Linked DNA regions of Homo sapiens: region 1 is linked to region 2. The links are chromatin loops, found by intact Hi-C in ENCODE. Cell type or tissue: IMR-90. All regions are shown on one strand. Each heading gives the region's core, and the rest is flanking DNA. Links, peaks and the distances in the headings are about the cores only.

What was found. Hi-C counts contacts between places; a loop is a spot of excess contacts. Peaks named below come from ENCODE experiments on the same cell type or tissue, not always from the same donor. Only the 100,000 strongest peaks of a DNase experiment are listed, where the experiment ranks them.
Region 1: a loop joins it to region 2, with 5 times the contacts of the local background. A loop is called at or near these places in 1 of 110 quality-filtered maps.

Annotation. Positions count from the first base shown.
Region 1 is chr1:218,753,887-218,770,375 of GRCh38, forward strand. No RefSeq gene overlaps it. Among named protein-coding and RNA genes, the nearest start is that of LINC01710, 160 kb to the right of the region's middle. In IMR-90, for the core only: no CTCF peak of the experiment used is centred there; no DNase peak of the experiment used is centred there; H3K27ac peaks cover 156 bases.
Region 2 is chr1:218,678,153-218,694,641 of GRCh38, forward strand. No RefSeq gene overlaps it. Among named protein-coding and RNA genes, the nearest start is that of LINC02869, 180 kb to the left of the region's middle. In IMR-90, for the core only: a CTCF peak has its summit at 5,270; a DNase peak (open chromatin) is centred at 8,279; H3K27ac peaks cover 179 bases.

The DNA of each region.
Region 1 (16,489 bases), core at 2,916-10,915, 75 kb after region 2:
TAGTGGCTTTGGGGTGCGTGTACCTTGTAGAGGCTCTGGTGCTGTGGGCTCCAATGTGGGGAGCCTCTCTTCTTGGTAAGGGGCGGGGGCATCACTGGTGCCATTTCCTGCCATGTATCCTCTGATGTTGGGTCGGACAGAACTTTAGGAGCTGACTTCCCTTGGCAGGTGGAGCAAGATTTCTCCTTGGCTATCTGTCCCTTTGCTACTAGTACTGCTGCTGACTGTCCTCTTAGCCACTGTGGGGGGTCTAAAACTAGCTGTGACCAAGTATCTATGTATGGAAACTGATCTGGGTGTCCTGATTTACCAGTTCCTTTGTGTCATACCTTTGAAACTAGAGACCTGTCTAGGCTTCCTTCTGATGGCCATCCCACCTCTAATGCCGGCCAATCTACCTCACACAAAGCCTTAAGCTTTCCAGGTGTCATAGCAATTCCATAGTCCCCATTGAATCTTTTCTTGAAATTCCTTAACATAGTTCCAAACATGGTAGGCTTACTCTGTGTTTTACCCATTTTCCTCTCTCAGGGGACAAAGTGACACTCTTACTACAAAGAGAGAAGGGAAAAGGGGCAAAAAGTCACTCACTCACCAAGCAATTCATACCAAATCAAAATTAAAACTAAAACCAAAGGACGGATAAGGAGTTACTCATTCATCAAGCAATTTGAGCCAAGTCAGAACCGAAATAAAAGCCAAAACAGTTCAAATCTAAAAGTCAGAACCGAAATCAAAGCCAAAACAGTTCAAATCCAGTCAAAATCAAAACCAAAACCAACGTGCTCATAAAGGCACGCTGTGGGTGATTAGGCCATGCTTCCACTCAGATGGAGTGGGCAAGTTCCAAGACCAGTCTTACCATGTTCCAGAAGTCAGGACTTCAAGCACTGATTCCTCCCGGTGTTCAGCCACTGCATTAATCCTCCGTGGGGGTCTGCAGCACACCCGTCTGGCGAGGCATTCCAGTGGGGCCATTGCCTACCCAGAGCACTCTCAGGATCCACGTCGCTTAAGCTGGCCGGAGTCCCCCGCAGGGATGCTCCACAGGGCAGGCCTAAGCTGCCTAAGGGGCTGCCTCAACTGTCTGTTAATCACCTGGCTTCCTGGTCAGGAAACCAAGAAACGTAGCAGGACCGGTGGCAGACAAAACCTCTCAGACACTGGTTTTAGGAAGGAAGAGGCTTTAATCAGCTGGGAGCATCAGTAGACTTGCTTCTCAAGATCAGAGCTCCTGGAAGTAAACATTTCTGTCCCTTTTAAGGGCTTACAACTCTAAGGGGTCCACTTGAAAGGGTCATGATACATCGTGCCAGTGGGGGCTATGTGACTGAGAGCTACATGCATCAGCGATGGGGGCTAGCAGAACAGAGCAGAAAGTTTCACAATGCTTCTTCATCCAATGTCTGGAATCTATAAATAACACAAGCAGTTAGGTCAGGAGTTGATCTTTAACTACCAGGCCTGATTCTTGGCACCAAGCCATCTGCCTATTGCTCTCACTTCTACTTCTTCTTAACTTTTTGCTTCCTTTTCGAAACAGGAGACAATGGGAGAGGTGGTCTTCTTCCTTAATGGATTGGAAGAATTGGTGTTGTTAACCTTACCAGTCAAAGAAATCTGCCAATTCAATGCAATGTCTGTCAAATGATATTCTTCACAGAAATTGAAAAAATAATTCCAAAATTTATATGGAACCCCCAAAGACCCAGAATAGCTAAAGCGATCCTAGTCTGAAAGAACAAAACTGGAGGAATCACCTTGCCTTATTTCAAATTATACTATAGAGCAATAGTAACCAAAGCAGCGTGGTACTGGCATAAAAACAGACACATAGACTAATGAAACAAAATAGAGACCCTAGAAATAAGTTGATACATCTACAGTGAAATCATTTTTGACAAGGGTGTCAATAACGCATATTTGGGAAAAGACAGTCTCTTTAATAAATAGTACTGGAAAAACTGAATATCCATAGGCAGAAGAATGAAACTAGACCTCTATCTCTCACCCTATAAAAAATGAAATCAAAATGGATTATAGGCTTAAATATAAGATGTCAAGCTATGAAACTTCTAAAAGAAAACATTGGGAAAACTATTCAGCACATTAATCTGGGCAAATATTTCTTGAGTAATACCCCAAAAATACAGCCGATCAAAGCAAAAATGGACAAATGGGGTCACATCAAGTTAAAAAGTTTCTGCACAGTAAAGGAAACAATTAACAAAGTGAAGAGACAACCAGCAGAATGGGAAAAACTCTTGAAAACTATCCATCTTACAAGAGATCAAAAACCAGAACATATAAGGCGCTCAAACAACTCTATAGGAAAAAATCTAATAACCTAATTAAAAAATGGGCAAAAGATCTGAATAGACATTTCTGAAAAGAAGACATACGAATGGCAAACAGGCATATGAAAAGATGCTCAACATCACTGATCATCAGAGAAATGCAAATCAAAACTACAATGAGGTATCATCTCACTCCGGTTAAAATGGATTTATCCAAAAGACAGGAAATAACAAATGCTGGTGAGAATATGGAGAAAAGGGAACCCTCATGCACTGTTATGGGATGTAACTAGTAGAGCCACTATGGATATCCGTGTGAAGGTTACTCTGAAAACTAAAAATTAAACTACCAGAACGACAATCCAGCCATCCCACTGCTAGGTATATACCCCAAATAAAGGAAATTAGTTTATCAAAGAGATCTCTGCACTCTCATGTTTATGGCAGCACTATTCACAATAGCCAAGACTTGGAAGTAACCTAAGTTTCCATCAACAGACAAATGGATAAAGAAAATGTGGTATGTATACACAATGGAGTACTGTTCAGCCATAAAAAGAATGAGATCCTATCATTTGCAACAACATAGATGGAACTGGAGGACATTCTGTTAAGTGAAATAAATCAGGCACAGAAAGACAAATTTTGCATGTTGTCACTTGTTTGTGGGAGCTAAAAATTAAACTAATTGAGCTAATGGAGATGGAGAGTAGAAAGATGGTTACCAGAGGCTGTGCTGTGGTGGGGGATGGGGATGTGAAATGAGGATGGTTAATGGGTACAAAAATATACTTAGATGGAGTAAATAAGATCTAGTATTTGATAGCACAACAGGATGATTACAGCCAACAATAATGTATTGCACATTTTAAAGTAACTAAAAAGGTATAATTGAAATGTTTGTAACACAAAGAAAGGACGAATGCTTGAGGTATTGGAATACACCATTTATCCTGATGTGATTATTACACATTGTATGCCTGTATCAAAATATTTTGTGTGCCCCACAAATGTACACAGCTACTATGTGCCCATAAAGATTAAAAATTGAAAGAAAAAAGAGAATAAATGCTTAATTCTTTCCCTTTATCACTTTTAACAGGAAATTACAAAACAATGTAATAATAAAATGTTAAAAGTTGAAAAATATCCTTTTAAAGCATTTAGAAACCCTGAGATTCTTTTTATAACTCGCAATTAGGTTAAACTATCAATATCACTGTGCACATAATCTATTCTATTGCAGATTTATAAAAGCCAGACAGAGGACAATTATTAAGTATGATCTACTTGCTTTATAGTCCATTTGGATCTTTATCAACTACAATCTACTTACTTTAGAGTCCATTTTGATCTAGATGATCAAACAGTTTATCTTCTACTCAGGCGAAAGCAGGGGTGAAATATCAGATTATGCTTACAAAGGAGAGAATAATACTGTTTTGACACTGTGGTGGAATTTGACCAAAAGTCATTGATAGGAAATTTCTTCTCTATCAAGTGGTGAGAATGTTTACTTCATAGCTAGGTATTGGGAAAGGGAAAGGAGAAGCATCACCCTGATATAAGAAGAAGTGAAGTGACTTGGGGTCTTTTTATTGTTTCCCTGCACTCAGTCCTCACCATCTCCTTTTTCACTAGTAAGCCATTTTGACTCATGAAAACAACAGCATTGAAGTACCAGAAGAAAAAACTACAGGTTTAGTTTTCCCCATTTTTCATTTATTTATTTTACCATAGGACATAAAAGGCATTTATTTCAATGCAGACCGTAATACCCCAGTGAATAATTTTCCATGCCAGGACGAAGTCATCAAAAGTTCTGAGATGCCTTAGAAAATAATGAGTTTTTCTTGCCTTTCTCTGCTCATCCCACTCCCCATTGTCTCCTTCCCCTGAAGAATTGTAGCATCAAGAGCTAATAAACTTTACTGAACACTCTGTCTTCCCTTGTGAGGTGCCAGGCATTGATTTTGTTCAAAATGCCATAGGTGGTGGCTACTTGCTCCACACTCTATGCCAATCACTGGAATGACAGACAGCGTGGGAAGAAAGAGAACCAGAGAACTACAGTGCAGGGAGGGAAGGAGGAGGTGGGGGTCAGTTCTTTACCTGTAATAGTCTGCTCCATGACAAAAAGGCAGCCAGAACTGTGGTTTTCCAACTGACAGTGAAAAAGAAACATCCATACTGTAGAGAGAGTGCTATAACATTCTATCCCTCCTTGTCTCAATTATTTTACTTTTGTTCCCCAAAGAAATGGTCAGTTGAAAATACCAAACTATGTTGGGCCAAAGGATCAGCTTAAATGTAGCTTCCATGCATGTGGGAATAAAGTAAGAAGGGGGCAGTCCAGCAGAAGCTGAAAGCGGGAAGTCGGATCAAGGAAAGACCACCTCAAAGTTTCACTGTGGCAACCCAATCCTGGAGAACAGGCAGAAAATGAATTCCAGCACAAATGTTAATGTAACAGGATAAGTGGGGGGAGGTTGCCCTTGGCAAGAGAACTAAGCATGTTCATTTTTATAATATAAGAGAGAGAACGAGAAGGAGATTGTGTGCTAGCTCACCAGGTGCACTTTGCAAGCTTTCCCATTTCCCATTTCATTAGTTCCTCTAATATTATTGCAAGAGGCTTCAAAGCTATATATAAAGAGGCTTGCCATCCTGCTGGACTCATTTTGACTTCTGTTTGTATTTCATGGTTTGCTTATTAAAAAATATTTTTGCCAGAGGAAAATAAGAAGCATTTCAGAAATGAGCGAGCTTCTATTTACAGAGGTCAGATGCAAAAGTAAATTTCCAGTAATGTTTTTTAGAACCTGTGTGTCATGGGTTTACACAACTTATGGTCAAGTGAAATGTTTGTAGCATCTATGTGATGCCTTAGTTTTTATATACTGTTGTTTTATAAATTAAATAAAAATGCCATGGCAGAATATTTAGAAGTAGGTCATGATTTCTTTTCATGTAAATGCAGTGGAACAAATTTTTAATTTTAATTCAATTTTAATTTTTTGTCTTTTTCCTAAAGAATGTGATTTGTCTCCAGTATTTTCTCACACCTGTACCTTCCCACCTCACCCCACTGACCTGCATCCCCTTCACTCTTAACTACCCCATGTCAGGCAATTAAGTATTCTGCTTTCATTTCTTTAGCAAAGACATGATGCAGAACAAATGCAGAAAGAGAGACCTTCTGTGGCTTCTCAGCTTCAAAACAAAAATTTCAAACCCATGGCAAAAAGTATAGTTTGAAAGCCCCTAACGTTTGGGTTTGAGGAATTTCTAAAGTATTTGCTCAAAGGAAACAGGTATGCAATGATCAGATTTAAAAAATCAGCCATGTTTTTGGCTCTTAGCATGAGAAGAACAAAGAAGGAAGCAGAGGTTTGATAAGGAGTTGGAAGTTGGGGTGGGTCCCTGAGAGGTAGCCTTGTGTCCTGCCCTTTCTTCTTCTCCAGCAGTCCCAGACTTGAGTAAGTGAAAATAGAGGTGGGACTCTGTTTCATTTTCAGGTAAAATCCCAAAAGACAACAAGTATCCTCCTTGTCCACAATGGCTCAGGAGGAGTAAGTATCTATGGTGGGTCTAGCCAGGGAGGACTTATGATTGAGACAGCATGATTTAGTTTCCTTCAAAAGACTGTGGCCTAAGACAGTGGTGAATGTTGTCTACATGCCCCACATGAGCGCAGAATCAACTAAGATGGACAAGTCAATGACCCAGCAGAGACCACTGTAGACTCATGACTGGAGGTAGATGAAGCCTGATTATATCAGCAACCCATGAAAACTGATGATATGTAGGGATGCTGTGTATTTCAACAAGAATTCCACAGTTATCTATGAGATTTCAACATCAACTGGATGGCAAAAAAACATCCTCATGCTTTCTAAAGAAAAACTCAAGAAACTCAAGAAATCTCAAGCTTTCTAAAATTTTTAGAGCTCTAAAAAAGACGGCATATTTGATGAAACGTGTGCATCTCCCCTCCCCAACTCTCCCTCACTCCCACACCCAGGTTGGAATGAGGAGCAAATGAAAAGGTAAACACAACTGGAAATTTCCATCCATTCCATCTCGACCCTTATCTACCTTTTTTCACTTTCAAGACAAGTTAATTTTTGTGGCAAGCAATTGTACAATTGATATTTACATTTACATGTGAGTACCCCGTCCAGTACTTACTGCTAAAGAGGCTTCACTGCTTCTAAACAAAGACAGAAGGACCCATATCTAGGTTTCTAGGTTTAATAGAGGTAGGCCAGCAGAAGGCAATGAAAACATTTTTTTCTTAAAGAAGAAAATTGCCTAAGAGGACAGTTGATGGGTCAATTAGAAGCAGTTCTTTGAATTTGGGAGAATACATAGTCAGTCTTCTAGTGAAGGCAGCTGGTAGTTTATTTTTGTGCTAGACTTTAATTAAAAATTGAAGATTTTTTTTTTTATTTCACAAAGCATTAAATTGGGTTAGGTCTTGTCAATCTATACAGCTGGGACCTGCACTATCAGTCATTGAACACAAAGGAAAACTTGTTTAATATTAACCTCAGAAATGTATAATTTGGAATGTAAACCTACTGCCAAAGGAGGGAGAAAAAAACCTAGTGCATTCCAAGGAGAAATAGAAAGTTGTTTCTTGAAAAAAAAAAAAAAAACTTGTGTATCAGATTACCTGGGCCACTACTTCATTAGTAGTATGGAGAACAGGATGTAAACTTATAATAATGTTGTATATTATTTAAACTCTTTCTGAGTATAAAGTAAGTTATTATGTGAGTAATGAAATGTTATTTTCTAATTGCATCATGACCCAGGAATACAGACATGGGATTAGATTGTAGGAGGAGAGTTTTATAATAAACTTAAGACAGTTTGTAAAACCCTGGAAGGTGTTTCAATAGAGGTCATGAGAATTGCCAAGAAGGTAAATCCTTGAGATGGTAACAAAAATATTAAAATTAAAGTGATACTGAAAAAATGTTAAATAGAAAACTGTTTAGGATTATTGGAAAATAATTATTACTGGAAGAAGAGAAATTGAACAAATAACACAAGGCTCTAAGGCTTCAGAACTTCCCCGATAGAAGATCTAGTCTCTGATGTTCTGGCCAGCCTTAATGGAAAGAAGCCAATGACATGGTGAACCTGTGAAGTCCTTCCTGTCTTCAGCATCTGATTATAACACCAAATATTCTGAAAATATGTGCGATGTTTGGCTATGTTTTCAGCAATGAAACTTGTTGACCTTTTCACTAAATAAATACCAAATAACTTTAAAATAATTGAGATGCTAATGTTTTTACTCACTATCATAAGACCTTTCAAATCTTAACCTAAAACTTCCTTTCCTTTTACTGTAGAAAATTACGATAGAGCAAAATCTTTAAGAGCTGATATCCAAAAGCAAGATGACTTGAGAGAGTGAAATGCTTGTCCAACAAAAATTTACTTTGTCTTTTTTTGGGGGGGTGGTGTGTAGTATATTCCTCCAGGTATGTGCTTAGGAATAAGAAAGCTGATAAAGGTTGGACTTTACCACCAGACAGAGTGTCAAACCCTGAGTTTCTGACCCCTGTATCAGAATCATTTCGGTGCTTTTTAAAAGTTCATATTACTGGGCTTCAACCCAGACCTCCAATGAGAATCTCTAGGGGTTCAAGACTCAATAATCTACATTTTAAATAAGATCAACGGATGATTTTTTATGCCCTAAATTTATGAGTGAAAAGTCTTATAAAAATTATGTTGGGAAACTTTTTGTTCAGGTTCAGCTTACATTTTAAATAAAACATGGAGATGTTCAAATTCTCCTGAATGTTTCAAATCAAATTAAAAATACTGGAAAGAGGGTGGATCATAGGTATTGGCACAAATGCAGAGCTGTCTTCAAACTATGTTCATTGTGCGAGAATTTTATAATTTATCCCCTAATCTCTGTCATGGTTTTGCACACATCTAATTTAACAGCCTTTTCTCTCTTTTTTTGTCTTTTTTTTTTTTTTTTTACTGACTCACCTTCATGGAGTCTTACCTGCATATTCTATCTAAATTTCAAAAATGTATAATCTTAATGTGTACTTATATTTTATCAATTTATATAATATTTAATTAAAGTACATAAATACTTTAAAAGACAACTGGCATAACAAAATTTGGGGCAAACACGTGGACTCTAGACAACTAAACTGGTGGTAGCAGAAATATGTGAGAAATTAGCCTTCTGGAGCTAGGCATTCAGTTTACCAGTGAGTGTAGTTGATAGAGGAAATTCTGATCATTTAGTAAAAGTGATCCTACTGTATCATTGTTCCCTTTTAATATATGAGTTTACCATGACACTGAGAGTAAGCAATTAGGACACATGTTCTCTCAGTGACAGAGACAGCGATCAAAACCAAGTCATCCTAAGAGCAAGCCTCTCTCCTTTTTCCTACACTTGGACCTCCTTAACATAATTTCCTCCCTAAGACTAGCTTTATTAGTAGTTGGAGGAAGACACTCATCTATTTGTGATTGGAGGAATCTTGCAATCCTCCCATCCAAGAAGTGCTTCCTCCTGCAGCATGTTGCAAGGTCTGGAATATCTACTTTCATTCTGTTGTCTAGCTCTGTGACTGACAGTCCAAAATAAAATGCAAAATACATTAGCTGAGAGGATTCAAACATAAAATGCTTAGACAATTATCTAGGGTAATGCAGATTTCTAAATAAAACCAAACCAAAACAAACAAACAAAAAAACTTGCCAGCACATTTTGGCACATTTTGGTTACACCTGGCAGACTGGCAGCATAGAGGCAATGTGAGAGAGATAGAGCCCCAGGGAGAGAGGTAAGAAAGGGAGGTAAAGAAGCAAAATCACTTTTCCCACTTCATGCTGAAGGTAGGACCTGATTTTTTCCAACCTCAACAATACTGAATGTCTAAGAATCCAAAACTTCTGCCCTTTATTGACCACATAAAGAGTTTTTTGGCATTCTTTTGCAAAAAAACTACATTGACTGTAGAATAATCCTTTTGAACTGATTTAAAAGCTCCATCATCCTCTGACCCCATTCTCTCCAGCCTCATCTTTCTCAGAATTCTCACCATTTCAGACTACAACAGGTTCTTCCGGGACTTTGCATAGAGTTTCAAATGACTCCTCTCAGAAAACCCCTGTTTTCTTGTGGAATCTGGCCAAATTGTCACCTCAACTATTGAATCTACCTGTATACTTCTGGACAGAATTTTTCACTCTCCTGTGATCTCAGTATCACCTTGTGTATACTTCTATTGCTGACTTATTGCACTTTATTTAGTTTATCTGTTACTCGTCTGTCTCCCTAACAGGGCTGGGATGTCTATCTCATCTTTGTATTTCCAAAGCTACTTAGAAGAGTTGCTTATAAGTGAGTGAATTAACAGATGAAAGCTCTAGGCCATCAGCATTTAATCATGGGCCTTTAATGAAAATGGAGTTAGGGAGTATTGACCCATATCTTAGATCTATAGTGAATAGGGTGATAACATCACAGCCTCACCTGTTGGTGGCTGACCATGACAGCCACTGAGACCGAAATAGCCTTTGTAGGTGGTCATTCTAGGATGCTATTTCCCTTTTTAGGTTTGCGGTCTTGAAGCAGTTACTTTTGTCCCATTTGCAAATATATTTCCTGCTGCAATTCAGCCTGCCACTGATGCATTTCAAGAAACTCAAGCTTTTACCATAAGGTCCTGCATCTAAAATATTTGTGAGAATTTTTCTACCTATCATGTTTGGGCTGCAATGCTTTAAACCCTGCAGAGCATGGCTGTTCTGTTCTCTGCCTCCTGCATTGCTTGCATCTTATTTAAGGGCATCAACAATTCTTCGGCACTGCAAATCAAACAGTGTGCACTAGTAAATCAAAAACTATGCTGGACAATGCAGCCCTTTTCTAGGTTCATGCCTGAGAACAATTGTAAGCTTTTCATCAGAATTTCAAATGCTGCCAAAGTATTTTTTAAGACAAGTTATTCAACACGCAACAAAACAAGTTTCTGCACTTTTTTCTAGACTATGTGGGATAATTTTCCATATAGCCAAGAAAGCATAAGGGAGACAGTCATTAAATCCACCCCTACTTATTAACCTTCTCTTTTATCAACAGGATTATAAACTCATAAGAGTTATCAGTATTTCTGATTAAATTTGTTGGGGCTGGAGCAAGGAGAGCCAAAATCAAATAAAGCTAGGTTTAAATCTAAGACTTTCTTCAAGATTAGATTTTCATTTACTGGAATTTTCTAGCCAATGTCTAAAAGAATCAAATTCAAATTAATAAGCAAAAATCTTTCTGAGGCTGCCATGTAGGAGCCCACTGAGGTTACAGAGATAATGTTGTTTCTTTGCCTCTAAAATCTGTTTTATATTTTTCATGTGACATTTTTCTAGTCATTGGAGAAATGATCACCACAACTGGGAGAGATTTTTGTACTCGCAGGAGAGTCAGCATGGCCTATAGGAAGGCAGAATAAGTTCATATCCCTGCACTATATTGATTCAGGCACAGGAACAAGAAAAGACCCAATCTCTCTCCCAGCCATCCCAAGGAACTCATACCAATCAATGTCTTGAAAAAGCCAGGGCTCGTATGAAGTACTGGTATTTGTTTCCATCCCACAGGCCTAAAACCAAACAAATAGTTGCATTTCAAGGGGCCTACAAAGGAACTTGTTTTAACTTCCACCATAGAGCTGTTAATTTCTAGTTAATGAAAGTCAAAGGTTCTTTTGGAATTTTTTTTCTTTTGGGTGCCCAGAACTTAAACTTGGGATGTTGTATGGTATTATAACAGCTTTTACTCAAAATTTAGCACCAGACTGAATGACATCTAAATTATGAGCTTTTGCTTCATGCAAGGCACCCTTTAAACACTTTGTGTATGCTAACTCACTTAAGCTTCAGAATGAACCCAGTGAAACCCAGTGAAACCCCATTCTACAGATGAAGTCAAATAGCTTAAGTAAATTGCCTGAAGTTACACAGTGAATAAGTGGCAAAAATAGGCTCCAGGGCCTGGGTTAATAATTATGCTAATAATTCAAATTGGTGTTATTTATAAGATTTATGACTTTCTAGCCCTCCAACAATAGAAAATGAGAACATTAACTATATCTCATCTATACAACTGAAAGCCACATAGACACATATTCATGTAGGAAAAGTTTTCTCACTAATATGGAAAAATAAAAGCAAGTTTTAGAGCCCTATAACAGCATGCAATTTTTACCAGAAAGATAAATAAAATTATGTAATATATTTAAATGAACATATAAATGTTTAGCTAATTTATAAATATATAAAATCTAGAAGAACATATACGAAAAAGTTAACAGTGGTTCTTTGTGAGTGGTAGGAGAACGGGTATTTTTTCCCTTTTTGTTTAAATTTATTTTCCCATTTTACCACAATAATCATATTGTAGTAAATCAGATTGTTTGATTTAAAAAGTTATATAAAGTAAAAATTAAAAGGGGGCCTCTAAAAATAAGTGGTTTTGTATATAAAAAAAGGAGTTCTTCTGTGATAAGGCAGCAAAAAACTTGGATTTTATATTGTGGAATGGCAAACTAGCAACGAAGAAGGAAAATACTCCATGTGCCCATGGGAAAACCTAGAGAAAGGCCCGGGGGTTGGGTGATATCCCCGGCTACAGCTGAATTTCACAGACTTACTGGGCCCTGGTATCACATCTAGGCATTCATTTTTCCTAGACATCATATCTCATAAGAGATGGAAACAATCGTTCTAAATTTAACTGATGGGAAAACAGGAAGAAACTTAGACAAGCCCATTGTATAAAGGAACTGTAATCTATGAAAGGCACAAAAGCCCATTTTCTTATGAAATGCCCACAATGGAAGTTTTTCGAGGCACAAAAAGTATCCTTGTCACTGACCCTTTACAATACTCTGAAAACAGTTTTTAATTTTCTCAACTCTAAAATAATAGAACCATTGCTTTTTGACTTGGATACTTAAGTTGGGGGGCAGCAACTAAGAAACGTGGGAGAGATACGTTTGTAGCGTATGAAGGGGTTGTGATTGCTTTGCTGCAGTTATGGTGTGGTATTTGACTTTGTATCTTAGGGTCAAAAGCAATTCTCGATTGAGTAAAGGGCAATGAGTAAAGGGGCTAGACTGAGTCTGACTTTGACCCAGATCCCTTTATACATCCCTTCTTTAGAGACGTATGTTACCTTAGATTTCCAGGCATGACATCGTCCTGGCCACCCTTTCTTTTTCCTTGTTTCTCCTTTTTTGCCCCATCTCTCACATGTCAGCATGTCCCAAGACCCTCTCTTCGGCCCTCTAATTCTGTATCTCACCTTACAGAGAACTCACCTCCTCTTCTGCCTTCACACCCGCACAAGTAATTGTCAAAGTGATGAGATTAGTCCTGGGAAAATCAGGGAAGGCTTTATAGAGGAGGCAGGCTTTTTGAGAGGTGATGACTTTCAGTTGGGAAACCGTGTGCAGGGGGAAAAGGCTCTCAGATAAGGGAAACCGTACTAACTAAAGCACAGAGAGGTAGAGAAGTTCTGGGTCTGTGAGGGAGACTGCTAGTTTGATACGAAACTTGTTCATTGATCCTTAGAAACACTAATAAACCGTGCTTTCATTTTTCTGTCACACCTGCATGTTTCTTTCTTGCTTCTGTGTCCCCAAGTCCCTTCCTGGACAAACGAAGCTTCCTGGTCCATTTGTGCTTCATTTACACACTGGTTATTTTTCTCACTTCTGAGTGTCTGAGGCCATCAAGGGAAAAATCCCAGTCTTTCCCTGCCGACTATTCAGACAAGAGCTGAGTTCTTCTCCTTCTTAACCCTTATTAGCCATCAGAGTTTATTCTGATGCTCAGTGTTTAGAGTTATTTGCTCATGTAATGTGTCTTTTTTATGGTTTGGTCTTTTACTCACAATTTTAAATACCTGGAGCTAGCAGGACTCTAGTGAGACAGCATTTACGGCCTTACGTTATACTTACTTAGCTTATTTTAGTCCGTACTTGAACCGGCAGGACTCATACATATATCTCCTATTGTACTGTTTTGGAATGTAATAGTCAAAGACCAAGTGCCTTTTCCCCCTGCACACGGTTTCCCGACTGAAATTCATCACCTCTCAAAAAGCCTGACTCCTCTTTAAAGCCTGCCCTGATTTTCCCAGGACTAATCTCATCACTTTGACAATTACTTGTGCGGGTGTGAAGGCAGAAGAGGAGGTGAGTTCTCTGTAAGGTGAGATACAGAATTAGAGGGCCGAAGAGAGGGTCTTGGGACATGCTGACATGTGAGAGATGGGGCAAAAAAGGAGAAACAAGGAAAAAGAAAGGGTGGCCAGGACGATGTCATGCCTGGAAATCTAAGGTTGTTTGATATAGTGTTCTTCGCAATGACCAACTCAGTTTAATTTGCTTGGAACAATATTCTACACAGCATTACGCAGAAATGGATACTTCATAGATGCCTTTTCACAAATATGATATTGATGATCCAATCTTCATAAAGAACCTTTAGTTTCATGAAAAAGAAATCTTCTAAATAGATTAAATGAATGCAAATATACTTTTATTTAGAACACTTACTCTCAATCATTTAAGAAGTAGTTTTACGAAAAAGTGTCTCGAATGAAGACATTCACTGAAAAAGTTTTAAGTTTCGAATCAAAATTACTTTTAAAAGCTAATACAGGCTGGGCACAGCCACTCACGCCTGTAATCCCAGCACTTTGGGAGGCTAAGGCGGGCAAATCACGAGGTCAGGAGTTCGAGACCAGCCTGGCCAACATGGCGAAATCCTGTCTCTACTAAAATACAAAAATTAGCTGGATGTGGTGGGGCACTCCTGTAATCTCACCTACTTAGAAGGCTGAGGTAGTAGAGTCGTTTGAACCCAGGAGGCAGAGGTTGCAGTGAGCTAAGATACATGCCACTGCACTCCAGCCTGGGTGACAAAACAAGACTCCATCTAAAAAAAAAAAAAAAAAAACCAACACCTAATATATGTTGAGGTCTTCTTAAATGCCAGACGTTTAATAATACCCTTATGACATAAGTATTATTACTACCATTTAACAGATGACAAAACTGGGGCTATAACATTACTGTAACAGGAACAAGGTCATAGAGCTGGTAAATGTTCAACAATAGTTAAGTAAATTATGTTACATCAACACAGGGGAACTATTTAAAATCATTAAAGTGACCATAATACTGACTAAAGAAACATTAAAAAGTTCTTTAAAGTCTAATGAAAATTTCAACTATGGCATTATGTATACCTAATGGTTATTGACATTTGACATTTTAAAATTATAGACACAAATTGTGATAGTCTAGGAAGGAGAAAGAAAATAAAATGGTTATATTGTTAGGATGATGGGTTTAGTGTTGTTTCATTCTTTTAGTCCAAGTTACTATTAATGTAATTTTATGTGATTTTAAACAATAATTATGTAAAAATAGAATGAATGTGAATGTCAGCATATTCTCTGGAAGGATACCTCATTTTTTTTTTTTTGAGACCCAGTCTTGCTCTGTTGCCCAGGCTGGAGTGCAGTGGCACGATCTTGGCTCACTGCAAACTCCGCCTCCCGGGTTCACGCCATTCTCCTGCTTCAGCCTCCCGAGTAGCTGGGACTACAGGCGCCTGCCACCACACCCGAATAATTTTTTTGTATTTTTTTAATAGAGTCGGGGTTTCACCATGTTAGCCAGGATGGTCTCGATCTCCTGACCTCATGATCTGCCTGCCTCGGCCTCCCAAGGTGCTGGGATTATAGGCGTGAGCCACAATACCTCATGTTTCTGTAAGAATTCTTGAGAAAGATATTATAGAATTCCATATCTATCTCTTGTTTATTCCCATCTATATAGTATCCACTTTTGTAAATAATTATTCCCTCTTGGAAATGGAAAAATGATTGAGAGGGCAGAGCTTTGATCCCAAATTTATGTATTTTTTTCTCTGGTGTCTCTGAAAACTGCTTTGATTACATAGTCTAAAAGATATAAGAAATTGGAATATTACCTAAGGAACTGGGTTGAGTTGGATTGCCAATGTAGATTTTTGTATGAGTTGGACGGAAATTATTTTATCGGCTTCCTCAGTTTGCTTTGCAGATGTCTTGCTTCTTGTTGAAATGAGAAGGGAGAAACAACTTAGCTGTGGAAGCTTCCTTGTATGCCTGTTGACAAGTACTGTGCAACATATTTGACGTTTTTTGGGGTAGACATAATTATGGCTTTAGTTCCCCACCCTACCCCACCCCCACACACAAAGGGGAAAAGTACTTAAAGAGAAAACTACAAACAAACAACAGTATGGAAACAGACTTTATATGACCCCTGAAATAAAATGTTAATTTATTTGTATCACAATGAGGCATAATCCGAAATAGCAGAAAAGCAACCTCCATAAATTGAAATAGGCAAAGACTCTTAAAAGAATAACAGCCATTTATGGAAGCATTTAAAATAATTGAAGGGAACTGGAGTGCAAAAACAAACTATATACCCATGGCTCCAAATCCCTGGTTCCAGAAAACAGGCAAGGACATTTGTTTCCGCACACATCTGGATCTATGATGCCTGCCCCTCCACCCATTGACCGACACTCACAAAAGCTACAGGGATAACCTACCATCGAAGAGGAGGCTTTCCTACTTGTATGTAGTATGAAATCATAAATCCTACATTATTTAGATGAGCAGTGAAAATGGAAACCTTTAAAGTTTGTACTTTCCACAGGAAGTCTCAATCCTCCCTGAACAGATGATTTTGATTTCAGAGTACACAGTGGGCCTTTAACTTCTTCAGCTTCAGGGGTATGTTAAATTCCAAGACTCCTTCACTATCCTAAAGAAACAGCAATAAAACATGTTTCAGGATTCAGTTCCTCCAGCTTCAGAGGCTGAGATGGATGAACTAGTTTGGGGGAAATGAGACATGACCCAACCCTTCACCTAAACAAAAATGACTCCAAATTGAACTTTTTAGAAAGTTCAATACTATGTAATAGAAACTTTCTTAAAAAGAAATACTGATTTTACATTGTACACTATCCAATTCCCATTGTGCCTAGAAGTAGAAGACCTGAACTGAAATGGAAAGAAGGGATGGATTCCTTTCCTCCTACCAGTACAGGGAAACAGCCAGGAACAC
Region 2 (16,489 bases), core at 3,421-11,420:
ACAAAACAAAGCAATCCTGCAGAGAATAATTCAACCATCCTTATGTTTTCCTTCAGATTCCTCTTTCATTCTCCACAGTGGCCATTTAAAATATACATGTTCCTCAAATTTATTTACCTATTATCTCCCCTTTCCAAAAGATAACCTGACTTCCCAATTTCCTACTTTCCAGGGAAGGTGGGTGAACTATGATGGGCTCTCCGTCAATCTCTACCCACCAATCTCGGGGCTTAATAGACCACTCCTATCATCTCTCTCTCTCTCTCTCTCTCTCTCTCTCTCTCTCTCTCTCTCTCTCCCCCATTGTAACGGAAGAGAAGTAACTTCTTTTAAAGACAAGTATCTCATAGTTTGTTCTGGATCTCATTCTCTCTTGCCTTCTTACAGACACCTTCCTCCTTTTATTTCCTCATTCACTTTACAGAAGCTGTTTACTATAAGGTCACCAACACCTTCTTTTGGAAATTTATCAGCCTATCATACTCACTTTCTCCAAAATATTTGACACTGCTGATCACTTATTCTTACTTGAAATTCCTTCTTCTGTTGACGTCCATGATACTAGGATACCATGATCCATGTATGTCATGTATGTGCAAGCGTGTGTGTGTGTGTGTGTGTGTGTGTGTGTGTAGCCCCTTCTCTTGTCAATCTTTTTGTCTATTTGGAGAATTCAGAAAAAAATAAATTCTTTGATAAGTTAGAAAGTAATAAGGCAAGAAGTAAAGCAAGGGAAAGAGATAGGAAATGCTGGAGTTGAGGAGACTCAAATTTTAAATAGGGTGGTCAGAAAAGTCCTCACATTAAAAGAGAGAAAGAGAGCAAGCCATGAAGCTGTCTGTGGAAAGAGCTTTTCAGGCAGGGGGAGCACCTGATGCAAAAGTGCTGAGGAGGGAGACATTAGAAGTTTTCTAGTAAAGGAGTGACATCATCTGACTTATATTTTAACAGCATCACTCTAGCTGCTCTGTTAAGAATAGATAATAGTGGGACAAGAGCAGAAGCTGGGATGCTAACTGGGACGCTACTATAATAATATGTTGTAAGGGAAATAGTTGTGTTTTAGGTGGGGTGGTAGCAGTTAAAAAAAGTATTTGGAAGTGCTCAGATGCTGTATAGCTGGAGGTCAAACAAGTAGATGATGAAGTGGTGGTGGGGGGATGAGAGAGACAGAGAGACAGAGAAAAAGAGACAAGGAGACAAAAAAGTATGACATCAAGTCTTTGACCTGAGCAATTGAAAAGATTAAGCAAAATAAGGAAGACTGGGAATAGAACAGATTTGAGGGGAAAGATTTTAAACAACTTGAAAGGTCTGAAATTTTACACCAAGCTAACAAATTGGCCTGGCAGAAGACAAGGAACTTACGGCAATAGTGGTAGCCAAATCATGTCATGTCATGTGCAGAGGAGTAAATAATTTATTATATTTTCTTTAAGAATTCCTGTAGGATTAAAAATACCAGATTGCATAATGTGCATATTTGGAGCCTGGAACTACTGCAGCTAATTTATTGCTGTAACTAATCAGTAACTACTAATTTAAGAGCAGCCAGCCTGAAACAGAAGTAACACCTGGGGTGGGTGTAGAGACTACAGAATATGATGGAGGAAGTGGAGTAGAAGCTCGGAGCAAATTATTTCTAGAGCTTATATATGTCTGGAAGATTTTCTTCCTTCTTTTCTAGTAAAATTTCCATGAATAAATTTCCTTAATGATTTAACCCAGTTTGATTTAGACTTTCTGTTGGTTGCCTCCCAAAACATTCTAACAGATGGCAATCTATCTATCGATTGATCAATTGATTGATGCCAGAAACGGGTACTCACCACATTTCAATGAAATGCAAGACCAGGCATTTCAATGTGGAATTTGCTGAGTAGAGGAGATAGGAAGGAGAGCAGTGAGGGCCCCTTTTATTCCAGAGTAGGAAGTTGGCAATCTTTGTTATGTGCAAGCAAGAAAGGTGTCTAGGTTGCGGTTTTATGTGTTGTTATTAAGACTTGATGAAGCTGTAGCTTTAGGCAACTTGATAGGTCATTTCCTCCACCTGCAGAAAGATCCTGTAAAAAAGAGACAAGTCTAGGCTTAAGGTGGCATGTCTGAAGAAGTATGTGTTGAGTGTCTACTTTGCCAAGCAGTGTCCTCATCATTGGACATACCCATCCACGGATCTTGCTTTCTAATTCATACACATATGCTACTAGAAAAAAATTACCCAAAATAGGTAGTGACAAGTTGTTAAAGATAAATAAAGATAAATAAAGCAGAAAAGGGGGATAGAAAATGTGTGCTGCTATTATAGATAGGATGACTAGGACATCTGAGGGAAACTTTCTGGGCAGAGATTTCAGCAAGCATAAATTCCTCAAGGCTGGAGTGTGCCCGGTATTTCAAAGAATAACAAACTAGATGTTCCGGATGGCAGAAGCACAGTGAGCATGGGGGTATAGGATCAGAGGAGATGCACCAGACCACATGGGAATTTAAATGAAGTTATGGACATTAGAATTTGTTTATATGATGATGGGGCCCACTGGAGAGGTTCAAGCAGAGGAATGACATGATTTCATTGAAATCTTAGAAAGATGGCTCTAGTTGATGATTGGCACATGATCGTTTGAGAGGGGATAAGAGAGGAAATGCAAGACCAAGTTAGGAGACTACAGTGGTATCTACAGCAGAGATAGTGGTGGATCGATTGGACCATCTATGGGCTGGCAATGGATAGGGCAAGAAGTTTTCCAATGTAGGAAATATTTTTAAGGTAGAGCTGACAGACTGCCTTATGGATTAAGTATGAAGTGTAAGAGAAAAAGGCAAGTTAAAGATACATGTTGCTAGAGAGTTCACTAATCTAATATGGAATCTTGTAGGGATAGAAATATCATATTCTCTACCTCAAGCCAAGATTGGCAACAATAGATGCAGGGAGTTGGGGAATTAAGCAGGAAATGAATGAGACCAGGCTTCTTCCAAGCTTCTCTTGCTAAGCGTATTTTTGCCAAACAAAGGAAACAGTCACACTGGGAAGACAAAGATAGGGGTATAGTATTTAGGGGTATCCTAAATACTATTAGGACCTCTGTCAATAAAGGTATTTTTTCAAGTATCTTCAAGGCACAGGCCAAGAATATGGTTGAAACCATTAAACAAGGGGCTGTGAGGTAGGCTGAGTACAGAGATATACCCAAGGAAGACAAAAATGCCTAAATTCATGAAGCCCTGAACCGACAAGGGAGTTGGCTTTGATACTAGCCCATGGAATTGATCACAAGCACGTAGACCCAAAGCAAATAGACCAGCAGCCTACCAAATTTTTAAGTGAGCTGTACTGCCAAATACCCCTATGACTGGCCAAAAAGAGCCTGTATTTCTCAAACCTTAAGATAATCCCAAGGATCCAGGAATCACATCAACAGGAAGTGGGCTGCTCAAGTGGTCAGCTCCAGAAATTGCATCCTTTCCAAAATTTGTCTCCATGGGAGACAACAGACAAGGAAAATCCATTCATTGCATAGAACCAGGGGCCTTGTTATTAATCGACCAAGGAATGCCTTGGTCCATTGCCAGGGCAGGTTGTCCTTGTTATTTATGGCCAGAAGATTATAATATGTGCCATGTACTAGTGATTTCTGTGTGTTTCTCACTGATCTGTTTTCCAAATGAAAATTTTGTTTCATTTATCCAGTTCTCTACTAACTTTTGTTAATGGATGTGTTGGGGATCTATTACATGTTATCTTGGCCTGTGTTTCCCAGAAGGGAGAACCTGAGACAAAAGCATGTGTGCTAGTACTTTATGAAGATGTGCAAACCACAGAAGCCAGATTGAGAGGCAAGGGAATTGCATCAGGTAAGAAGAGAGAGCCAATAATAAGGTTACATTATTGGGTTGGCTGCTGCCAAGTGCTTAAGTGCTAAGTGCTTATCTCACAAGACCATCCTCTGTGGAGCCAGATAAAGTGTGTCTTAGGATAGTACATAGGTGAGGTGGAAGGGTGAAGGGAGACAGAAGGAAGAGCTTTTTATTAGCTCTTGTGTCCCAACCTTGAAAGTTTACCCTTTGGGGTTCTATACTTTTGTACCTCTGGGCTGTGCGTATATGGGCACCAAGTGAAGTTCTATGGTATCTGATACCCTGGAATCAACAGAGATGCCACAAGGAAGGAGGTGATGTGAGGTGGTGCCACGCACCACCTACATGAAGTTGGTTGAACCCCACTTACATATGGTATGGTGATGGTAGCAGAAAAGAAGAGGCCAGTGAGGCTGAGAGTATTCGAAGCAGTCTATAAGAAGGGTCTGGTGAGGAGACTGGCTGGGTCTGATGAAGGAGCCTATTATCCTATTATGTAGTAATAGGTAGTATAGGATTACACAGTAAACCCAGACTCCAAGTAATCCTAGATGACTAGACTCCCGGAGTCTAGGATTACTGTTATGTCTAGTTATGGATTCACTAGGTGAGAATTTGACTTGTCTGTGTTTTTGGAGGGGGTTCATGCAATTTATATAATACATTTTTTGAAAGCATATGTACAGAAACATGACATAAATGAATGTGGTATAACCAAAGACTAGACTGTAGCTGTCTTCCCAACAATGATTACACCTGCACCCACCATTGTAATTTTTGTAGCCTTGACTCTCACTTCCTTTTCCAGGGGTGAGCAGAATAACAGTAGCCTGATCAATATTGTCTCAACCCCTTTGGGACCACAATGATTGGCTCATGAATGTTCAGGAATCCAAGGCCAACACAATTCAACCTCACAACAAATGGTCAAGACTTTTGTTATAAAGGAATTGTTCTGAACTGTATGTTTTGCAGAGGTGAGACCTGGATCTGCTGTAGCCCTTTGTTAACCATAAAGGAAGCCAGTCTAAGGATGAAGCCAGCTAACAGAGAAGCACATAAGCACATAAATGAAGATATAGCAGAAAAACATGGTTAATGTCTGAAACACACTGTGCCTGAAAACTAGGCTACAGCTTACACGAAGCAATAATTCTCTCTATTGTTAAAATAGTTTGAATTTTCCTTTTTCTTGTAACCAAAAACATTCTAGCTGATATATTCATTGGTGGGTCAAAGCTGAGGACAGTTTTGCCTGGGTTATACATTTCTAAATAGTATATCTATGGAGTCATAATAGTAACTTAGGTTAACCGTGAGTGTGTGGTGGAGGACCTTTGCAAACCAGATTCTATCAGGGAGACTAGCATATAGGCTTTTAATATAGTTGCGAGGAAACACCACCAGGATATGCTCTAACTACATGTGGTATAACTAAGTCAACAAAATTGTAACTATAAAAAGAATGTGTTGTCAGAAGGGATAGGAGCAGCATGGGACCTAGAAATGGTAGTTTCCAAGGAAAAATGATTTTTAGTGTTTATTCAGTACTGACCATGGATATGAAATACTGGGTCATGAGCACTCTCATCCCCAGAATGGTATATCAGGACTTTCAAAGAGTCATCACACTAATCCATTTCTCTTTGCTCAGATTCTATGCTTTTAAAACAGCTTTGAGGAAAATAAACTACAAACTTATTGGAAAGAAATATCTTTCAGTGCAGTTTTTTTCTGGCAGAGCAGCTATAAAATTAAAGCTAAAACTTAGGCAAATCAAAACAAAGAATATCTTTTTAATTGTGTAGTTTCACATATACTAATTAGTTCCAACGCACTACAGGAATGGTAATATTTTGGCATCATTTCAAAAGCTAGTACTTCTAGACATTTATCATATCACCGTGAAATTTAAACTTCAACAATTTTAATAGTGTGTGATAAATGGAACCCATATTGTTACAACTCTGAATTGGTAATGAGTGTATTCATCATTATCATCATCATCATCTTAAATCTGGAAGAATAGTAATGTTGGTGATGAATAAGACATACATAGTTATCTTCTCCATTATATATGCCTATGATAAGTGCCTCAAATGTGTCTACATCACATTTCAATATACTGCATATACGTGCTTAATAAATATCTGTAAAACTTTTGGAGAGATGGCTTAACAGGTGAATGGTAAAAGTAAATGAATTGTTAAACCTGGAATAAACCGAAGCAAAACAAGATCTTAACATGTAGAATTACAAAATTTACTAAATGCCTTTACATATATTATCACATTGAATCTGTGTAACTTGTATGGTCGGTATCATTATTCCCACATTATAGATGAAAATGAAACTTGAGATTCACAGAAGCACACAGCTAGTGATTAAGAGGGTTAACCTTAGAATCAGACCACTGGCATTGAATCTTCATTCATTCACTTACTAATTGGACCAATGCCACAGCTGTCTCACCTATAAATGGGTAATAATAATGATGTTGAGGGAGTTAAATGAAACATTTCATGTAAATGCATAGGGATATGGTAAACATTAAGTAAATAAATGGTAGCTATTAGTGTTGTTTTTGTCACAAGGTAATGTTCTAATCAAGAAAAACTAACAGGAATATAATGAAAACTAAAATGGCATCTTATGGAAATACATTGGACCTGAAATAAAAAAGCCATTGGGGATCTTTTGTGTCTGTCTCTGTTTGTGGCCACAAGTTCTTTAGTTTTGTTTCTCTCCGTATGTCCATCCCATTGCTTTTCTCTGCAGAAGGAATCTCTCTCCCGACTCATCAGTAGCAAATGACCAAGGTGCCAGTCTCTTACCTCTGTATGTTCTTTTCTATAGAAATATACATGTATTCCTTTAATTTAAGTACTCATCGTCTGACTAAGATTTCTCAGTGCCTCTAAATTGAGCTCTTCAATTTGAGAATTCCATTGTTTTTCAGCATCCAATAGACTCTAGACTTAGACCAATCAGAAACAGTTGGATGATCCTAAGGTCCCAGCACAGGCACAGAGACCCAAACCTTGTCCAAGACTTTTCTTTCTCAGGGAAGGCAATGTGAGAGAGCTGGAAAATACCTCAAAACATTACTTCAGCAAATTACTGGGTACTGAAAAACAAATGGTCTCCAGTGGCTCTCATTCTGGCCATCTTGATTTCCAAGTGACTCCTATCATTTGATTCCATTCTGCTTTCACATACTACTATCCAATTTCATAATATACATTTCTAAAACTCCTTTTTTGATGGCATACAGACACAGTAAAAGATCACCAATTTCTTTAGTGGTTCAGACAAAACCTGTGCTTCTGATGGAGAGCTCAAAGCTTAGCTACTTGCACTTTTTATTCTCAAATTGGTGCTAAGTCAATCCTGTCATCTTGCAGAGTTGGTTTTACCTTTCCTGGACTCATCTCCAGGCAAGCCTCTGCAGCAGCACAGTCACCCTTCTTTGCTCACTATTGCTGTTGTTAGTACCATTATGTGAAAACCCAGTAGACAAAGCAATGGTGCTGGTCTATCATTATTCATTAAAATATTGTTACTAGCACTGAATGACTTTCCTCCCTGTGAAAATGTTTTTTCTTTTTGCTTTCTGACATTCCTACAGTGTTGATGTGCTTCCATTGAGAAACATGAAATAAAGACTTGGGTCTGTGATTATTATTATTCTAAAGTATTAAATAAATATAATTTCTGTCAGAAACTTCAGCAAAATAAATTCAACACCCACATAGAGCTGCATATTTTAATTTCACTGGAAAAAGAAGACATTAGAGTCTATCTGTTAGACTGATTAATCTCCAAATACTGGGCCTATGTTATTCTCTGAATATTATGAAACTTCAGTTGTTGCTTTTCTTTGAATACTAGAGTGTTATCGTTTTTTTTTTATTTTTTTTTAATTTTTTTTTTTTTGAGACGGAGTCTCGCTCTGTCCCCCAGGCTGGAGTGAAGTGGCCCGATCTCGGCTCCCTGCAAGCTCCGCCTTCCAGGTTCACGCCATTCTCCTGCCTCAGCCTCCCAAGTAGCTGGGACCACAGGCGCCCGCCACCACGCCTGGCTAATTTTTGTATTTTTAGTGGAGACGGGGTTTCACTGTGTTAACCAGGATGGTCTCGATCTCCTGACCTCACGATCTGCCCGCCTCAGCCTCTCAAAGTGCTGGGACTACAGGCATGAGCCACCGTGCCTGGCCTAGAGTGTTATCCTTTTAGAGGAAGCAGTGCCATCTTCTTGAACCATTCTGACTGGTTATTCTTTTATTCAAATGACTTGCATGAGTCTACATATGACTGGTTTGATGAATTTTATCTCTGTGTTGACCAACTGTTCCAATAAACTGCCTGAAATTTGTTGGTTGTTTTAGTGCTGTGTAGAGAAAAACAATGTGAAATCTTTCAGCACCCACTTCTGTGGGAGTGACTCATTCCCTTAACCATAAACACAAGGAGGTTTATTGAGATGGTGAGGAAATAAAAGAGCTTAAAGGGAGAAAATGAGAATAAACAAAGCTCTTAAAATTGATTACTTTGTCCAACTAAAAATAGCCAAATAATCAAATCATATTTTTGCCCAAGTCATTCTATCCAAAGTCCCAAATTTAGAAAAAAATTGGACAAAGCTAATGTACATCATAGGGTCATGCTTGAGATAATTAAATATATGAGCAATTGGAAAGGAAAAGAGCTAAATGACATGCCAAACTTCTGGCTCCAGTTTTAATAACCCATTTATGACTTACTTGACTTGTGATTTTATGTAGCCTCTAATCATAGCTTATCTAAGACATAAATTTCTATAAAATATTTGAAGTTGTTTAAATTTATTATCTGTTTTCACTCTTTTTGGGTCCTTGAAACCATTCTTGGTAAGGTCACCTGTATGCACTGTGTTATTAAATCTGATGCACATTTTCGGTTTATCTTCCCTGGCTTCTGTAACTCATCATGCTTTCATTTTTCCTCACATTCTGGCTGTTCTTTCTTGACATCCTATTTTAAGCAACAGGCTCTTATTGGATTGGATTTTTAAACATTGGTATTCCTCAAAGCCAAATCCAGGGTCTCTTCTTCTTACTCTATGCTGTACTCTGTAGATGAATCTATGACTTCAATTATTATGAATTTTCTCAAGTTTAGATCCCTCAACTGAGTCCTAATGTCTTAGTCAGTGTGGGCTGCTATAACAAATACCACAGACTGGGTGTCTTGAACAACAATCACTTATTTCTTGCAGTTATGGCTGCTGGGAAGCCTGAGATCAAGGTACCAGAAGATCCTGTGTCTGGTGAGGGCCTGCCTCCTGGCTTGTCAATGGCTGCCTTCTCACCGTATCCTCACATGGGAGAGAGAAAGAGAGAGAGAGAGAGAAAGCTCTATAGTATCTTTTCTTATAAGGGCACTAACCCCTTAATGGAGTCTCCCTCCTGACCTTATTATCTCCAAAAGTTCCATCTTCAAATACCATCACTTTGGGGATTAGGGCTTCAACACATGAATTTTGAGGGGATGCAAACATTCAGCGAATAAAACCTAGTACATCTAATTTCCTACTCAAAATCTCCACTAGGATGTCTCTCAGGCCCTTTAAATTCAACCATCTAAACCTAACCTCCTAGTTAGGATTCAGGGAGGGTGGGGGCTTAAATGGGCCTCAACTCTTCTCTGCTTATATCACCAGCTAATCCACATGTCCATACCTAATTAACTTCAGCATGCAGCAGGTTGGCAGACTGTTGGGGAGAGAATGGTTTCTGAGGTTCATAGAGTCTTGAAGAAGAGATCTGACACTTTCTTCTGTTTGATTTCGACAGGAGCTGGGGCCTTTCATCAGAGAGCTCTGCAGTGAGGATCAGAGGCAATTGGTGTGAATTATGGTGAGATTTTGGACACAGAGGTCTTGGGAGGAAAGGTGACAATGGCTCACAGGAGTGTGGTATTTTCTCCGGCTCCTAAAGAACTGAGGAACATCTGAAAGGAAGGTGAAGTTCTTGCTGCCTGTGAGGTATGTGAGTATGAGTCTCTTTGGCTGAGGAGGCTGGACAGCAGGCAGGATTTCACTCAGTCTCTCCACAGAGGTCAATGACTTGTGTGATACCGTGGTACCTACCCATGGGAGGAGTGGTTATTGCCACCTCTGAGTCTAACCCTGTTGGTCTGAAAAAGGTTCTGTTTCTGAAGTAATTTAAAGACCAGAGAGAGGGGGAACAATCAACATGAAAAACACAGCTGGACCAGAACTGCTGGAGAAAATAGAAAAGGAACAAATAAAGGAGAATATTCAGGAAAAGTTCAAAGCAGATTTTCTGAAACAATAACCACAAAAATCCCAAACTCAGTGATTTTTAAACTCAAATAATATGGTCCATGAAGATGAGAATGTTCACTACTGAGAGTTAAATTAGTAGTCTGAAAAAATACACAGGGGTGGAAATATTGAGGGAAAAAGTAAGAGAACTTGAAATTTGGTCTGGAGACCTAAATATGGAAATAATAAGAGTATCAGAAGGATAAAAAATGAACTTTAAAGTTTTATTGAATAACTCAACAGTTTAAGCTACATTTAATTTTTGTCTATACTTTAAACAAATTACTATATTATATTTGTGTATAAATAGAAAAATAAACCAGAGAACCAAATGGAAAGTCTAGTGATAGATCCCAGACTATATATGTGATTTTAACATGTGAGAAGGATGGCATTTTCAACACAATAGAAAAATTGTGCTTTATTTAAGAAATGGAGCTAGTATAACTGGCTTTTTCTACAATAAAATCATGCTGGACCCATACTTTATACAAGAATAAGTCCAGATGGAGGAAATATTTAAATTTAAACAAATAGAACAATAAAGGATGTTAGGAGAAAATATAGGAGATGACTTGTTCAATTTAAGATATGGAAATAATTGAGACCATGACAGAAAACTCAGAAGTTATGAAAGAATTAGGGTAATATTTTGACTTTATAATATTAAAATCATGTAGAGCAAAATATATAAATAATGATAGATTTAGAAAAACAATACAACACAAATAAAGAAAAAATTTAATAGCCATAATGCATAGTCTCATAAACTGATTTTTTTTTAAAAAGCAAAAGATATTAATAAGAATTTTATAGAAAAGAAAATCCAAGTGATCAACAAAATGATTTTCAAGCCCTCTTGTAAACAGGGAAATAAAATTTAAAGAAACAATAAAAATATAACTTTTTACCAACCAGTCTAGCAAGAACTAAAATCAGTGATAAATGCTAGTGATGGTGAAGTCTTTCATGCAATATTATTAGAAATACAAGTTGCTTCAGCCACTTTGGAATATATGCTGATATTTACTAAAATTATAAGTAACATACATTTGAACCAGCATTAGCATTCTCACTTTAAAGATCTAGTGTAGTCCCACTTTTGAAGATGAAGTTCATGAACATAAAAAAATCTCAGGAGGTAAGAATAGCTATATAAGGATGTTTGAAGTTCGAGGAGGTGGTGGCTAAGCTGGAACTGTTAATCCACATGTGGCTTCTCCAGCATAGCAATTTCAGTGGGACCAGTATTGTACACAGTGGCTCAGGGATGTGTGTGTCTGTGTGTGTGTGAGAGAGAGAGACAGACAGAGACAGAGAGAGAGAGAGAGAGACAGAGAGAGAGAGATTTCAGAGACATAAAGTAAGGGCATCCAGTCTCTGAAAGCCTGGCTTCAGAAACTGGCTCAGAATTACTTTTATATTCTATTTGTCAGAATAGTCACAGAGGTCACTGAGTATCTTAGTTATCTATTGCTGTCTAACACTATCATCACAAATTTAGCAGCTTAAGACAACAGAGAGTTATCATCTCACAGGTTTTGTGGATCATGTGTCCAGGCATGGCTTGGCTAGGTCCTCTGCAAGCCTGCCACACAAGTCTTGTCCAGGGCTGAGTTCTCATCTAAAGGTCAGACTAGGGAAGGAGTTGTTTCCAAGCTCATATGGTAGTTGGCAGAATTCAGGTTCTTGTGGGCTGCTGGACTGAGGAACTAGATTTCTTGCTGTCTGTTGACCAGAAGTCATCCTCAGTTGTCTGTCCTGTGAGCCTCCCCAACATGGCTGCTTACTTCATCAAAGATAGCAAAGGAAGGTGTCTGCTAGCAAGTCCAGTGTTGCAATCCTACATAATGGAATCATTTTTGCTGTGTTCTAATGGTTGGAAGAACATCACTGATCCGTCTTACTCTCAAAGGAAAGGTGTTACCCAGGGGTGTGAATGCCAAGAGGTGAGCATAGGAAGGCCATCATAAAGACTGCTCATTACATTCAGATTCAAGGGGAGGAGACTAATTCTTAATGTCCATGGGAGGAGTGACAAATAATCTGTGGCCTTCTTTAAGCTGCCAGAGATATTTATAGCCCTGTGTAATATGGCCTCTTTAGACTCTTAACTTTTTGTGTTTCTATGTCATCTTTTGTGAATTATTCTTCAGGATATCCATCTTTCTATCTGTCCACTCAACCATTTCTTTCTAGAGTCTTACTACTAATCAGTCCACTCATTCATTCCTTCAATATATATTTATTAAGTGGCGATTATTGAGGCTCTAGGGATAAATCAGTAAGTGAAATGAAGACTTCCTTTTTCATACAGCACACAATCCAAAGGTAAAAAACAGAAAATCAGCAATGAAATGCTAAATAAACCAGGTGGTGATACAGTAAGTGAAGTGGAAAGCAAAAATAGGGAGGCTAAAGAATAGTTTATATGTGCTGCCCTGGTATGAATATTAATAACACTCAATGTATTCTTGAAAGTTCTCAATGTGGACAATAAATTATACAATCATCTTAGCAATGGGTAGGGGAAGGAGTCACTATTTCCAATAGTTTGGATTCACAGAGCTCTATCACAAAGTAACATTCAAGACGTCACTGGATGAACTAAGGAGTGAGTTTTGCTTATGTCTGGGGGTGAGAGTTCCAGGTGAAGGGAACACCTGGAAAGGACTGGAGATAGGAGTGCACTGGTGTGTCTGAAGAATGATGAGAAGGCGAAAATAGCTGGGGGACAGTGAAGGAGGTTGACATTAAAAGATGAGGTTGAGGAGCCAGTGTAGGAGGTGATGACATGGTGCCTCCAAGGTCATTACACAGACTTTTATTCAGGGCGATATGGCAGCGTCTGGGGCGTTTTGAGGAGGGGGATGATGTGGTCTCACTCATGTTTTAACAGGCTCCTTCTGATTGCTGGGCAGAGAATAAGTCATAGAGAGACAAGACAAGGGCAGGAGCAAGGAAGCCTCCCAGGAAGCTACTGAAATAATTAAGGAAATAAATGAAAGGAGGCTACTGAAATAACTAAAGAAAGGGACAAAAGCAGACTATTGAAATGATGCAGTCTTGGATCCCTGTTTGAAGCCAGCAAAAGCTAGCTAGATTCTGAAGGCAGAATTGAAAGGATGATGCAATTAATTGGATGTGGGATGGGAGCTAAAGAGAGGAGTCGAAATGTCTTCAAGGAAAGAAGTCTTTTCCTGGGAAAAAGGCTATAGGGAGAACAAGTTGGGAGGGAAATCAAGAGGTAATGTATAGGTTATTAATTTTTGGGTGTCTAATGGACTTTTCCAGTGCTTCTAGAAGACAGATTCTGGGTCTTCACAGCCTCAAAATTTACCAAAATTTTTGTGGTCATTCTTTTAGATCTTCCCATCCCCCTTATTCCTCTGGCTCAGCTATCATCTTCTAATGAGGGAAGGTGTGGAAGAAAAAGTCTACTCTCTCTGCTTCCCCTTCGATGTGTTCTTCCTATCCTCAGGAATTTCCCACATTATCTTCCCACAAATTATCTAAGATCTCTTAAGACCATAAACTTTTAGGGGAAAAGTCCAGAAAGACTTTTGGTTAATTTGGCTAGCACCCTACCTTTTATTCCCCTGGAGAAAATGAAGTACACCACTCAAAATATTCTCCAGCCACAGTAATATTACACAGCATGTATTAAGAGTGTATTCCATTTCAGACCTGTGCATTATTTCACTCAATTATCTCTGTAACTCTTTGAATAAATTCTGGTAGTGGCACTTCCTATATTGTGATTTTTGGAAGTTTTCCTAAGTTCGCTAAGTCTCTACTCCCTTGATTGTTAAATAGAAGGTATCTTGATCCCCTCAGGGTTGCTGTGAGAATGATAAGTGCTGTTGGGTCTAAAGTCCTCAGCAGAGAATCTGACATTAGATGCTTCTTGCCTGGTAGTTCTCTAATTTGTGGCAAAGGTTGTGTGTCTTAAATGAAGTAGATAACATGTTTAATTAATAAAAAGGTGATTATAGAAAATGAATTATCAACATTCTTATTATTTAAATATAGTTTGAGAAACAAAAGACAGACAACAGTTCAAAAACCTTATGTTAAGTGACTGTTAAATGCTATAGTCTGGAGAAGAAAGCACCCATCAGGCTGTAGTGTGGGAAGTACAGGAAGAGAAAGTGAAGGGCTTTTAGGCACAGGATATTGAGTAAACCAAGATGTGGAGAGGGGATTGTGGATGATTTGTTTAGGGAGCAATGGATAGACTGATTTGACCAGAGTGGCGTTTTCAAAGAAGGGAGCATGGGACATGAGGTTTAGACGTAATCAAAGGGACCAGATAATTGATGGCATTTAATGCTGGGTGAAGGCTTCAGATTTTCCTTAATGGGAAATAGAGTAGTTATTAAAGGCTCTTGAGTCAAGGATTGATAATCACTTATAGAACATATTTATGAAGTAACTATGAAGAGTTCAGAACTCTGCATTAATCATGCAAGGAGACATCAGAAAAGTTTCATTTGGCTGTGATATTTCAGTTTGACTGGATGGAGACAAAGTGAAAATAGGGATCCCAGTCAGGAAACACACACACAAGAGGTGAGGCTTGAGATGATTAGGGCTGAGTGAGGAGGCCAGGAGTAGCAATTAGGAAGGAAAGAATAGCTGTCAGACACACTGAAAAGCACAAGCTGACAGCACTTGTAGGGTGAATGGACGTGGTGGAAGAGAAAGCAGAAGAAGCATGTCCTGGACAACATCAAGGTATTTAGCTTTAGTGATTGACAGAATCACTGTAGACAGAAAAAGGGAACTTAGGAAAAACTGGCGCAGACAGGGAGATAAACTCTTTCTGAGGTGATAGCTTTCTGTAGTAGATGATAATTAGGAAGAGGAGAAAGGGTTTTATTTTTATCTACACACAGAATGCTTTCAGTAAGATAAGAAAGCATGGTTTTATACATTAACAAAAAAATGTACACGTGCCGTATTCACAAATTTGCTTATGTGTTAAGATTTGGATTTGGATTATCACTAAAATTTATGGTTTTAAAAGAACACATTTTATTTTCAGAGCACGTTTTCACCCAAATAATCTAGCTAATCCTGCTAATCATAGACAATGATTAGTATGGTCTTGGAAATGCCACTGCAAAATTGACAGTCCCTCCTGCTCACCAGGACCTCTACATTACTGATCTGCCCGGACAGATATACACTTGCTTTCAACATCAGACATTTAATTACAAAATCAAAATCCCTAGAAAGGGAACCTGACAATCACGTGAGAGTTAGAGGGAATCTTAGTGATTATCAAGTGCTGGTCCATACCAGCAGCTTTGTTTTTCTGTTTTTTTCATATTGTTTTACTTGTTCATTTGTTTGTTTTTAGTCTAGATGGGTTCTAATCACAGAATTCTCTTCCCACACAGATCCCCATTCAACAAATTATGGCTTACCCTTCAGCGTAGTTTTTACTCCCTTTATGTGGCCTCTGTCTGTTTCTACTCTGCCAAACTGTAGCTTTTTATTAGCCTAAACTCCCCGGACTGCAATTGTCTCTCTGCACATACCTGCTGAACTGTTCAGCTATTACTTTTCCAGTATAGAAATGGCCTTAACTTAGAGGGTTATGCCTCCTTTAAAGAGAAAGAAGAAAAGTAAGATAAAAGGAATAAAAACTTTATCCGTTTCAGAGGCATTTTAATAGCCTTTAAAAAGTCTTTAGGCTTTCTTTGATATACGTGTAGCATTTAGTTTTGTCCTTAGCTCTTAAATGCATTTAGAGAAAGGAGAATGTATTCCTTGTTTGTGAAAAATAACAAAGAACAAAATATATTTGCATCCTGTTATCTTGACTCTTTAGTTTCCCGAAGAAGTTGGGGTATAAATAACCCAAAAATTTTAGTACTGGGGGTGGATTGAGTTTGTTATAAGTGGCAACAGGTGGAAAGCATGCTCTAGCAATTAAACTGAGTATAACCATGTTCCTTAAATTTCCAATGAAAATTCCATATGCATATTTGATCATTTTAAATGTGGTGGAATTTTTGACTGGCTCAGAGATGACTCGAGAGAGGAGATAAATTACGTGTTTTATGATTTTTTTAAAAAAAATTAGTATTAGTTTGATTTGGAGTAAAGGATGGGATAAGAAAAATACTAAGGGTTTTTCAGCGTCATGGTCATATTATTCAGAAATGCCATGCAATGCGAATCTAAAAGCTTTACCAAAATGATTATTTCATTTTTAATGTGGTTTAGCTTGGGCTAAATGGCTTTTTTGTTGGATTCTGCCCTCCCCCTTTCCTTGGCTTCTAGGGCCAAATGT